Linked DNA regions of Homo sapiens: all the other regions are linked to region 1. The links are chromatin contacts, found by Hi-C in ENCODE. All regions are on one chromosome and are shown on one strand. Each heading gives the region's core, a stretch centred on a gene start or an enhancer-like site at or near the end of the contact. The rest is flanking DNA. Distances are from core to core; before and after follow the strand shown.

Region 1 (3,426 bases), core at 425-2,924:
TATAACTACCTCAGAGTTATGATCAAAGTGCTTCAGAAATCCAGTCCAGACTGGAGAAGTCACAGGCTTCCCAGAGAAGATGATAGCTAAGTGCTAAAGGTTGACCAAAAGTCAGTTCAGTGGAAGAGTTGAGGGAAATTATTCCCGGTAGAAACACCATATCTGGGTAGGAATCCAGAGGAAAAAAAAGTACAAGACCGATTCTCGAGTGATTTTAGAATGGGTGGAGTACAAAGTAAGGGGTTGGGAGAGGAAGGTAATGGAAGATGCACTAAGAAGGTAAGGAGAGATCACATCATAAAGGGCTTTATATGCCATGTGAGGGAGTTTGGGCTTTAATGAAAATAATGAGCTGGGCGCCGTGGCTCATGCCTGTAATCCCAGCACTTTTGAGAGGCCGAGGCAGGCAGATTACGAGGTCAAGAAATCAAGACCATCCTGGCCAACATGGTGAAACCCCGTCCCTACTAAAAATACAAAAATTAGCTGGGCGTGCGCCTGTAGCCCCAGCTACTCGGGAGGCTGAGGCAGGAGAATCGCTTGAACCCCGGAGACGGAGGTTGCGGTGAGCCGAGATAGCGCCACTGCATGCGCTCCAGCCTGGGCGACAGAGCGAGACTCCGTCTCAAAAAAAAAAAAAAAAAAAAAAAAGAGAGAGAAAATAATGACAAATCATTGAAGTTTTTTAAGGGAAGGTGCTAAAGTACGATTTGAGCTTAGACCACATTTAAAATGTCTTAAATACTTAAGGAAAACATTTCACAGAAAAACAAGATAACAAAACAACAAAGACAAGAAAACTTAATCTACCCCTTTTCCCACCCCTTTTATTTGATAATAATTTGTGATTATTCCTCGTTAGTGACAAAAAGACTCAGCCCATCGTATCAAGAGCGTGATTTCAAAACCACAGACTTCGGGTTTTGGATGAAAACAAATCTGTGATCTAGGAAGCTTACGTCATTTTCCCTAGATGCGAAAATTTATTAGTGGAAGTGTCAGAGTTGAAATTATCTTTACCTACCATGATTCGAAATAAGCACCGCCTTCCTCTCGCGCCCCAACACATTAATACATTAACACCACTCCTGAACTAAAGCCTTAAAGAGAACTGGTACCCTTTTGCATACCTAAATAAGAGTTCGAAATTCCAACTTCATGTGGCTGCTGTGGGGAGTAAATGAGAGGAGCCAAACACATAAGAATAGGAAAATGTTAGTTTTAGCATCTGTCATAACAAATCAATGATCAAAAGTGTTAGATATTATCAAAAAGACGTTGTACTACGCTTAAATCACTATTTCGTTAAGACATGCAAGTATGGAGTAGCCAGAAGTGAGAGGACGGCCCTCTGTTCTGAGGGCACAAAACTCCACACATCATCCCTCTTCGGATCTGGCTTGAACCCTCCTACTCAGCGGACGCAGCACTCCAATTCGTCCCGGTACTATGTCTGCAGCTACCTTTCCTCTTCTTGGCCAGTGTTGCCTCCACAGGTAAAGGTCCAACCCAGCGCTCTTCGTTCTCCTCATCGTTCTCCTGGGACACCGCCACTGCTACTGCCAGCTCTCTTTCGCTGAGTTCTGTTTTTTCCGGTTCCTCCGGGTCCCGGCGCCTTCTACGTCTCTGCTGAAAATCGCTACCACTTTCCGCCGCCATGTTGTTCGCATCGTCAGAAAAGGCGCGACACAAAACTCAGCTACCAATCCCAAAGCAGCGGCGCAGTCTTCTGTCAGCGTCCGAGCGAGTTTCGGGATTGGCTGGGGTGGGAATGAGCACATCCAATGGGCATGCAGCGCGCGCAGAAGTCCGGGGCTGGCAAGCGCTTCCTGCGCAGCGCCTAGGCGACCTGGAGTTTGTGACGCTGTGATGGTAAGACCTGGGCCGGGGAGGTTGATATAACGGTTGAATCTTGTGGAGCTCCAGTCCTGAAGGTGAAACCCTTATCGCCGGCCAACTAGATACCTGACTTCCCAGCCGGGCTTTGAGTCCCGTTCTTCTCGGCTTCCCGCGCGCCAACGCAAGCTCCATAACCTCACCAATATTTAGAGAAAGATGGAAGGGTGGGGACAGAAGGAAGTGGTTAACTCGCGGGTTTCCTTTCAGATGCACTAAACATGTTTTCTCTCCTGACCTTTATTCTCTCACACACTCTCTGAAGAAGGTGGTGAGTGCTTGTTACTGTTTCTGGGGGTGGGGTGGAGAAGCAGCTACTTCAAATAACCAAAAGACCTAGGGCAGAACGGGTCACTCTTCTTTCTTCTCTCTGGTATAGGATTTCATCTCCTAGCAGTCATCTGAACTCTTTCTCCTCCTCCTCATCTGTCTTCTTCATTTTTAAAAAATTAGGTAAAAAGCACATAACATAAAATGTATTATCTTAATCTCTTTTTTAAAAAATCAAATACAGCTTGTCAAAATGACCTCCGTAAAACACTTCTTTTTTCTCTGCAATTACTTTTGCACCAACCTAATAAAATCCTCGTCGTAAATCTCTTCTCTACTTTTGCCTTGAGATAGGCACCACGTACAGGGAAGGAACTGCCCCCCCATAGTAGGCACTTTATTTTATTTCAAAGGTTCCCATTATTTGACCATTCTACCTAGCAAGTCTCATTTCTTCTCTGCCCTCTGCTCTCATCAGACTACTTTCTTTTGTGTCTCACAAATTTCCCTTGTTCGTTCTTGCCTCCTACTCTTATGTTTTTATGCTTGAAAGCATCTCCACAGCGATTTAGCCTTCATGTTTACAGCTTCTCATCTTTCAGAGACCAATGCAATAATGAGGATGAAGATGATAATGATAATGATAATAATAATGTAGCTAGTTAACATTTATTAAGCATTATTATGGACTAATTCCTTCCGGGTTGGTTTTTCTAAGCTTCCCTATCCTGAATTCCGATAGTACTTGCAGGCAGTGTTGTATACTTTACCATTTCATAGCACTTCTGACTACCTGAAATCATATCATGTATTTAGTTATCCATTCATTTATATTGTCTGCATGAGAATGGAAGCTCTACAAGTACAAAGACTTTTTCATCTACACAGCTAAAGCCAGTGTCTGACCAATGGCACACATTAACATATTTGTTGAATAAATGAATGTATTTTAGAATTATGTGGGTATTTTTTGCTTATTTCATGTATATTAATCTTTTCCCAATTAATAGTACGAGTTTCTTTAAGTATAGTATTATCCCTAAATAAAGAGATACTGTTTTTCTTCAATAAATGATTAAGTATTGTAGTCCTAACTGGGGACCTCAAAAAGTTGACTTGTTCCCTTTCCAGGAAGATAGGTTTAAGGATACAAAATGTGGGAACGGGAAAAGTTCAACTCTTAAGTGTGTGTGTGTGTGTGTGTGTTTTAATTAAACAACTGAAATTTATTTCTCACAGGTCTAGAGGCTGGAGATTCAA
Region 2 (3,426 bases), core at 238-2,737, 8.0 Mb before region 1:
GCAATCTATAGGAAGCAGGAATAATTAAAGTGAAGGCTATCATATCGCACCATCTATTCAGCTGTACACAAAGGTTCTCACACCTAGCCAACCATTTTACAACACTTAGGAATAAATCTAGCACAGCCTTACAGTAGCCAAACCAAAAAGGATCATGCTGGCTTTGAGTGTCCATTTTTTGGCAACAGGAAATATTAAGGTGAAACTGCAAATACAAGTTTCCTGAAACCAAGTTTAAGATGACATTTAATCTATAACAATTATAGTTACGGATTTGATTTCCTGAAAGCCTAAAAATGCCAAGAAGTAAGAAACACAAAGCTAATATTCTAATGTAGAAGCTTAAAATTAAATTTACTTTAAAAGGTTTAAACAGTAGGAAAGAAAACTGTAATAAAGCAGTCCTGAAATTAAATTCAACACTAAAGTGGCAGAATAGGATAAAACTTTTAAATAACATGCAATCAAGCCAAAACATTTTTCCAGAACGACTCAATTGCAAAAGAGATTCAATGTTATCAGGTAAATGATTCCAGAGGTGCTGCTCATCATCTATTCCAAAAAGCCTGAAAACTTTACATTAGTAACACCACGATAAATAGGTGTAACATATATTTAAAAGGTGCTTTAATGAAATACAATGACCAATGATTGTATTTCACTGGTCTTTGGGAACACTCTTCTGTTCATTAAAGTACCTACCAATGTGCAGGACACTGCTCTAGGCACTGGGGCTATAATGGTGAATGAAATAAAGACATGGTCTGTGCCTTTGCTTACTCCAATATACTCCATTTTGGCTGGTGACTGGCACCAGATATTAACCTAGACTCAGCCTTGACGTGTCCTTTTCTTCCTCACTCCTAACATCCAAATAGTTAACAAGATCTGCTGATTTTATCTCCCAAATATTTTAAAACTCCATTAGGTTCACTTCACCTGAGGGAGCCTCGTAAGCAAAGGCAAAGATGGAAATGTGTCCATTGCCTTGGAGAGTTGCTGATTACTCCGGGAACTAACAACGGTGGACAGGAAAGGGTGTAATCGCAGAGAAGAACCTAGGTCGAAGCTTAATTGAGGGGAACTTGAGCCGGTTAAAGAATTTGGCCACTCTCCTATATAGCCTGGGAAGCCCCAGAAGAGCATGCCAGATTAACACAGGAAGGCCGGGTGTGAGTGTGGGCTTCCCTCAATGGGAGCCGCCTTCACCTACCTCCACTGAGCCCCAAAGGGTCCGACGAGACACCTCGACCCAAGGACAATTAATCGGACTGTGCCAGCTCCCTACCCTGCACAGTTCAGCAGCACTGGCGTAAAAATCACATGGACCCTCAAGGAGCCGGCGACACACACAGCGAACCGAACGTCGCGCGAAGATGACGTACCAGAGCACGCTCATGAGACTCACGCAGCCCGGCGGCGCAGAGGCGGGTCAGGTGGGCGGGGCGATCTGGAGTAGGAGGTGTGACCGGAGGGCGAAATTGGGGCTTCCTCTGCTCTGGTGACCCAGAACCGTCAACTGAAATGACCCTGTCTGTGTAGTACTCCGGCAGGATGGGCCTCGGAGCGTAAAGGCGGCAAAAACAAAAATATTAAAAAAAAGGAGAGAGGGACAAAAAAAAGAAAACCCGAAAGTTTCAGCTGCATTGCTGCGGAACGTTTTTTAGCCAGAAGGCGAAAGAAGAAATCGGAAGTGACGTCGCGGCCAAAACAAGCCCGGGCTTGGAGGCCTGTACTGAAGCTGGCCTCAGATGGGAAGGCCCGACTCGCTGTCTGCTGTCGTCGGTGGTCGCGAGACCTTGCACTCTCACCGGGTCGGCCTCCAGCCCCTGTGCCCGGGATCCGCTCGCCGCGGATGAGCGAGAGTTTCTTCCTGGGACTTTTCGGGCACAGCTGGCCGGTGGCGACAGAACGGACTTTCTTTCCTGCAAGAGTCTCCCCTCCAGCGGGAGACAGCGGGCTCCTGTCTCGGGACGCTGGGACACCTGTCGCCTGTGAGGCATCATTTATTTTCATAGCACCTTCCTCTCCTTGTAGAATAATTCCAGGATCAGGAAGAAACGAGGGGCTCCTGTTATTAGCATCCACAGGAACTAGCATAGCTGCCCACTTTATCTCCGTAGACTCTCTATCCCTTCATCCCTGGGCTCTGACAGATCGAGGTGAACCTAGCTATCGATTGCCTTACCCCCTTTTTCTCACCACCACCTCTTCTAAGTCCTGTTACCCCACTCCCCTCACCCCCGCCTCCCTCTCCTGTTCTTCAAAATTTTGGCCTACCAATCAACTTTGCTTCTCCTCTCGTTAAACTGCTGTGCCAAGATAAGCGTTCATTTTCCACCCACCCCCTTCGCCTAAGCACATTTGCTATTCTCCTCTCGAAGACCTGTAATTCCATCTATAAACCCTGATTTGTAACATGGAAGCTGTTTAGAGCTGGAAAGAATATTAGAAAGGCCTATTTCAACACCTTTTTATAATAGATGAATTTCAGAAAACTTGTATTATTTATTTGTCCAGGAGTGGCCAGCTAGTTAGTAGCGATGTTGGGAGTGGAAAGCCAGGTCTAATCAGCAAATGTTAGAAATAGAAAAGAATATGGAAAAAATTGTTAAAGTTAAGATCAGAAAACATTTATGGAGCACCTGGTAGGACCAAGTACTGTTCTGTGTGCAAAAATTAGTAAGAGTGGTCCCCATCCTAGGGGAGTTTTCAATTTAGCTGTTATTTAAATGGAAATTGTCAAAAGGATGGTGAATGCTAAAATACAGATACATGCAGGGTGCTCAGAGAGCTTAGGGGAGTTGCACTTAGCCAACCGCTGGATAGGAGAAAGGGGGAGATGGTTCTTCCCTCAGGAAACACAGTTCACATTGTCCAGTCCCTTTTAAGACGCATGGACTAATGCATTGCACATCCATCTCCCTTTGAATCACTGAACTAATTTTCTTTTCTGGTTTCCTTCTTTTTGCCCAAATGTATTAACCTTCTTACTTCCTGCTTTTTTTTTTTTTCCTTACTATACTATGTGTTATTTATTCAACTCTCTCGTGGAGATTTTGGCTTTGTTTAGGGCTGCCTCATTTTAATGGTCAGAGTGATGGAGTCAGAAGAGCTGAGTAAGCCCTCATAATTCATGAGCTTCCTTTTTTACCCCTCCTAGGTGGACATATGATTACCTGACCTGCCTACTCAAAGGATTGTTATAAAGACTAATCTTTGAAAATGTTTTTAAAATTGTAGAAGGTGGTTATCTGTAAATGTATGGTTTCGCGACCCTTGCTCCACTGCGATCCTAATGCATTTTTCTTTTAATTCCAATTCCAATTTTGAAACACCCTGCACCCTCTCAAAATTCCTAAGAGGCAATTAACCCTAACATGAAAAAATTAACTGGATGTTATTAATTTCCTTTCTGTCCCAAAT
Region 3 (3,426 bases), core at 557-3,056, 7.3 Mb before region 1:
TTGGAAAAGCTTACAACTAGAATCATGTATTTTTACAAAAATCTTATTCTGCTCACATTATATAATGGTAATAAAGCCACTGAGAGTTGAGGTAGAAGTGCAAACAAGATTTTTATAGATATTTCAGTGGGAGGAATTTAATAATTCCTGACTAGGAGAAAGATGCAGCCACATCAAGGGTGGCGGCCCCTTTTAGGAAAAAGAAAACAGAACACTAGTACTTCATTAGGCTCACGTTAAATTGCATGAAGTAAAAATCGTACTGCCAAGCTAGTATAAATTTATGCACTGCATAGCTAGAGACTAAAAAAGATATCTGCACCTACAAACTATTGTTTCCCTTTTGTGGTTGCTAATTTTCATCCTGGCACAGCCTTCTCTAGGAACAACTACGGTGCCAGGTAAGGTGAAAGTGGAAAACAGATCCTTTCCCAAAAAACGGAACTTTCCCCTTTTCCACTAAACATAGCTTCTTCACCACTCTAACATGAAAGCTTTGATATAACAGGGAAACTTAAAAAGCTGCAGGAACTTTTGTTATTCTAAAAGTGAGTAGTACGTCAGGACAGCCATTTTACAACCTTCATTTCCAAACACCTATTACACCATACATCTTGCAATTTTAAAAGTATCTTTTCTTTAGGGTAAAAAAAGTACCACTTACACATTCATCATTTAAGTCATTACTGTTTCAAAGGACAGTTATTAAGCTTCTTAATACAGCTGTCAAAATCAATTTGTAGATAGCCTCCAATTTCAAATTTCTACATTTACATCTACTGATAGACCATCCTGATTAGCGATTAAGATAACAGACTTAAACTCTAAGCAATCCTTGCAAAATCCAGTTGATTTTTAAAATCAGTAAGCAACACGCGATCATTTTTAAAGAAAGTCATTCCGAAAATAGCTTGATTGTGGTGGCCAATCTGCTCCTCAGCAGCTGTTCCCTGTTGCTTGTACGCATGGGAGTGGAGGTAGAAGGGCAAAACCCACAAGCCCACGCAAAACTCGTACAGTCACAAACATTATGTAAACATGTCGTGAGGCCAAGAGGCCCCAAGGAGAAAGAACCGCCGGGAGGAAGAGAACGGCAAGCTGCATGTAAGGACGATGGGCGCTGTGTGCGGACGCAGGAGACCCGGGCAGAGGGGCCCAGGGCGGGACAAAGACTGGCCCATCTCGGGCAGCGCCGGCCAGCGCCCAGAACCAGTGAAAGGCAGCCGTCCCGGGGCAGCCGACTGCAGCACTCAAGGGCCCTCAAACGCCACAGCTTAACAGGCGAGGCAAACGCTCCCCTGAATGTAAGACCCTTCCCTTCCCGCCCCTTGTAACGGGCTCCTGCCGCCCCTAACGGGATCCTCGGACGCTTGAGGAGCCGCCGTCGCCTGCTCCCTACCCGGGTCCCGCAGGGCGCCTGGGCGGGCAGCTGTTGGGGTTAGAACCGCGCCGCCGCTGCCTCTCGGCTTCAAACGGCCGGGCAGGCGCCGAGAGAGCGGGCGAGCCCGGCGTCTCTCCCGTAGGCGCGTCAGGCAGCTCGGCGCTCCCAGCCTCCGTTCCCGCCCCTGCAGTTCGGGGCCGCGCACCCTCACGCCACCTACCCGGTCCCACACCATCCCAGACGCCTCGGGCGCTCGGGCCTTCGGCCGAAGCGGCACTGCCTCCTGTCCGGGGCCTGAAATGGCTGCGGAACAAAGAGAATCTGGGCTTCACCGAGCGCCGGTCCGATTGGCCGGGGGGCGGAGCCCGCGGCGGGAACATTCGGCGGCGGTCGCCTTGGCAACGGCGGCGGGGCTAGGAAAATTGCTGCCTGGGTCGGCTGGGCCTGTGGGCCTGCGTCCGACAGCGCGCGGCCGTGCTTTCTAAGCGGGCTCGGCAGCACCAGACTTCACCGGCCCGGCGCGGGGCTCACAAGTGCTCGCACTCCCTGCGGCCGGCGCGCTGACCGGAGCCTCTGGGTCTCGCACGCAGCAGCTGCAGACGCTGCCCGGCGCGGTGGGGCTGTGAGCAAAACGGCCCGCCGGTGTGGTTGCCCAGACTGTGCTGGGCCCTCCTAGGTGGATGGCCCTGCCCCAGCCTAACTTCTGTACCCCAGCATAACCTCCAAAGTAACAGCCGTGCCCTGGGAGCCTGTTCAACACTGAACATATCCCACAATAACACTGTTCCAGCGTCGCTGGTAAAAAGCAGAAATGGCTTCGGTAGGTAGACGCCGGTGGATGGCTGCCCGCTTAGAACAAGATAGGCTTTTGACGTATGTTGTATCTGGCGTATAAACTACTATGTAATTAGAATTCAGTGATTTATAAAATGTTTACGCCTCCAGGTGTTCAATCCTATAAAACTGTAGTTTCTTGCTCTTAGAAATAACAAGCCTTTCTCTCCCTAACCTGCCATCATGAGAAATTAAAATGTCCTGTATTTTCTGTACGGCAAATGATTCAAAATGGGAGTGGTGGACGTTTTTATACCCAACTGCAACAAGGGTAATGAGATAAATATCAGTTTCCTTCCCTCAGATTATTCTTATATGTAAAATTTACTGTATAAAAATACTTAAAATTTGCATAGCTAGCTGATTTTTATTTTCTAAGGTGATGATGCCCGTGATAATATTCCTCACATGATCAGTGTGAGTAGAAATACCAGCAGTTCCGACTATCTTACTGGAAGTGCTGTATATATTTTGAAAATGTGTGACAGTTGTTGCCTTCCTGTCATAGTTTAGGTAAAATTACAGTACATAATACTAGAAAATGTCTAAATTTTTACTAAGGTAATTTATTTGTTCTTCTAAACGTGTTAACAATTTTCATTTGAATTACAGTCATTTTGCAGGAACAACTAGTTTATTTAACTTAAAATTTGAGACTAAAAGTACCATTTTTTAATCATTGGGAAATTGAACTTAGCAAGGGAAAATATAGATAACTAAAATATTCATGATTTCAACATGTTATAATATTAATTTGATAGTAATTGGATACAGTAGTGTATATCAAAAAGAGCCCCCCCCCCCAAATAGGAGTAGATTACCAAGAAAAAAATGTAATATAAACTTTTCTGAATGGTAGTTTATCTGCAGGAAAATATACCCAGAAAAAGTATATTTATCCAAATAACAAATGGCTTATTTCTGCATTTGAAAAGTTACATCGTGGACTAGGATCTATACAAATCAGAAGATGTGTAGTATTTGCATTCTACTTTGCTAAAGGAAAAAACACAAATATTTCTAAAATCCAAAAGATTAGCAAATAATGACAGATGTAAATACTACTGACTAAGCAATTAGTAGGAGTTCACTTGATTAATAGTTTGGAAATAGCTGAAATGAATTGAAGAAAAAGTAACATATTATTTAGCATAAGAGGATTTATTGGCCAAAACATTTTGAAAGAAAAAAATGTTGATTATCAGATGTTG

Evidence for each region. Hi-C counts contacts between places; a loop is a spot of excess contacts on that map. Pooled maps may share reads with other maps.
Region 2: a loop to region 1 is called in a pooled map, with 9 times the contacts of the local background. The contact joins the promoter of ANKRA2 here to the promoter of PPWD1 in region 1. A Hi-C loop is called at or near these places in 2 of 50 pooled maps.
Region 3: a loop to region 1 is called in a pooled map, with 15 times the contacts of the local background. The contact joins the promoter of TNPO1-DT here to the promoter of PPWD1 in region 1. A Hi-C loop is called at or near these places in 5 of 50 pooled maps.

The regions. Positions count from the first base shown.
Region 1 is chr5:65,561,544-65,564,969 of GRCh38, reverse strand. PPWD1 (peptidylprolyl isomerase domain and WD repeat containing 1) reads right to left here and starts at 1,674. Exons shown (of 11, transcript NM_015342.4): 1 at 1,464-1,674. The coding sequence starts at 1,659. CENPK (centromere protein K) reads left to right here and starts at 1,802. Exons shown (of 11, transcript NM_022145.5): 1 at 1,802-1,872; 2 at 3,406-3,426. RefSeq lists enhancers at 1,225-1,885, 2,026-2,165, 1,886-2,547.
Region 2 is chr5:73,563,700-73,567,125 of GRCh38, reverse strand. ANKRA2 (ankyrin repeat family A member 2) reads left to right here and starts at 1,487. Exons shown (of 9, transcript NM_023039.5): 1 at 1,487-1,994. It overlaps UTP15 (UTP15 small subunit processome component), which reads right to left and starts at 1,383. Exons shown (of 13, transcript NM_032175.4): 1 at 1,214-1,383. RefSeq lists enhancers at 1,118-1,672, 1,244-1,803, 1,814-2,023, 2,044-2,093, 1,673-2,227.
Region 3 is chr5:72,814,928-72,818,353 of GRCh38, reverse strand. TNPO1-DT (TNPO1 divergent transcript) reads left to right here and starts at 1,806. Exons shown (of 9, transcript NR_186518.1): 1 at 1,806-2,201. TNPO1 (transportin 1) reads right to left here and starts at 1,693. Exons shown (of 25, transcript NM_002270.4): 1 at 1,602-1,693. The coding sequence starts at 1,616. RefSeq lists enhancers at 917-966, 2,047-2,126 and silencers at 1,427-1,646, 1,687-1,786.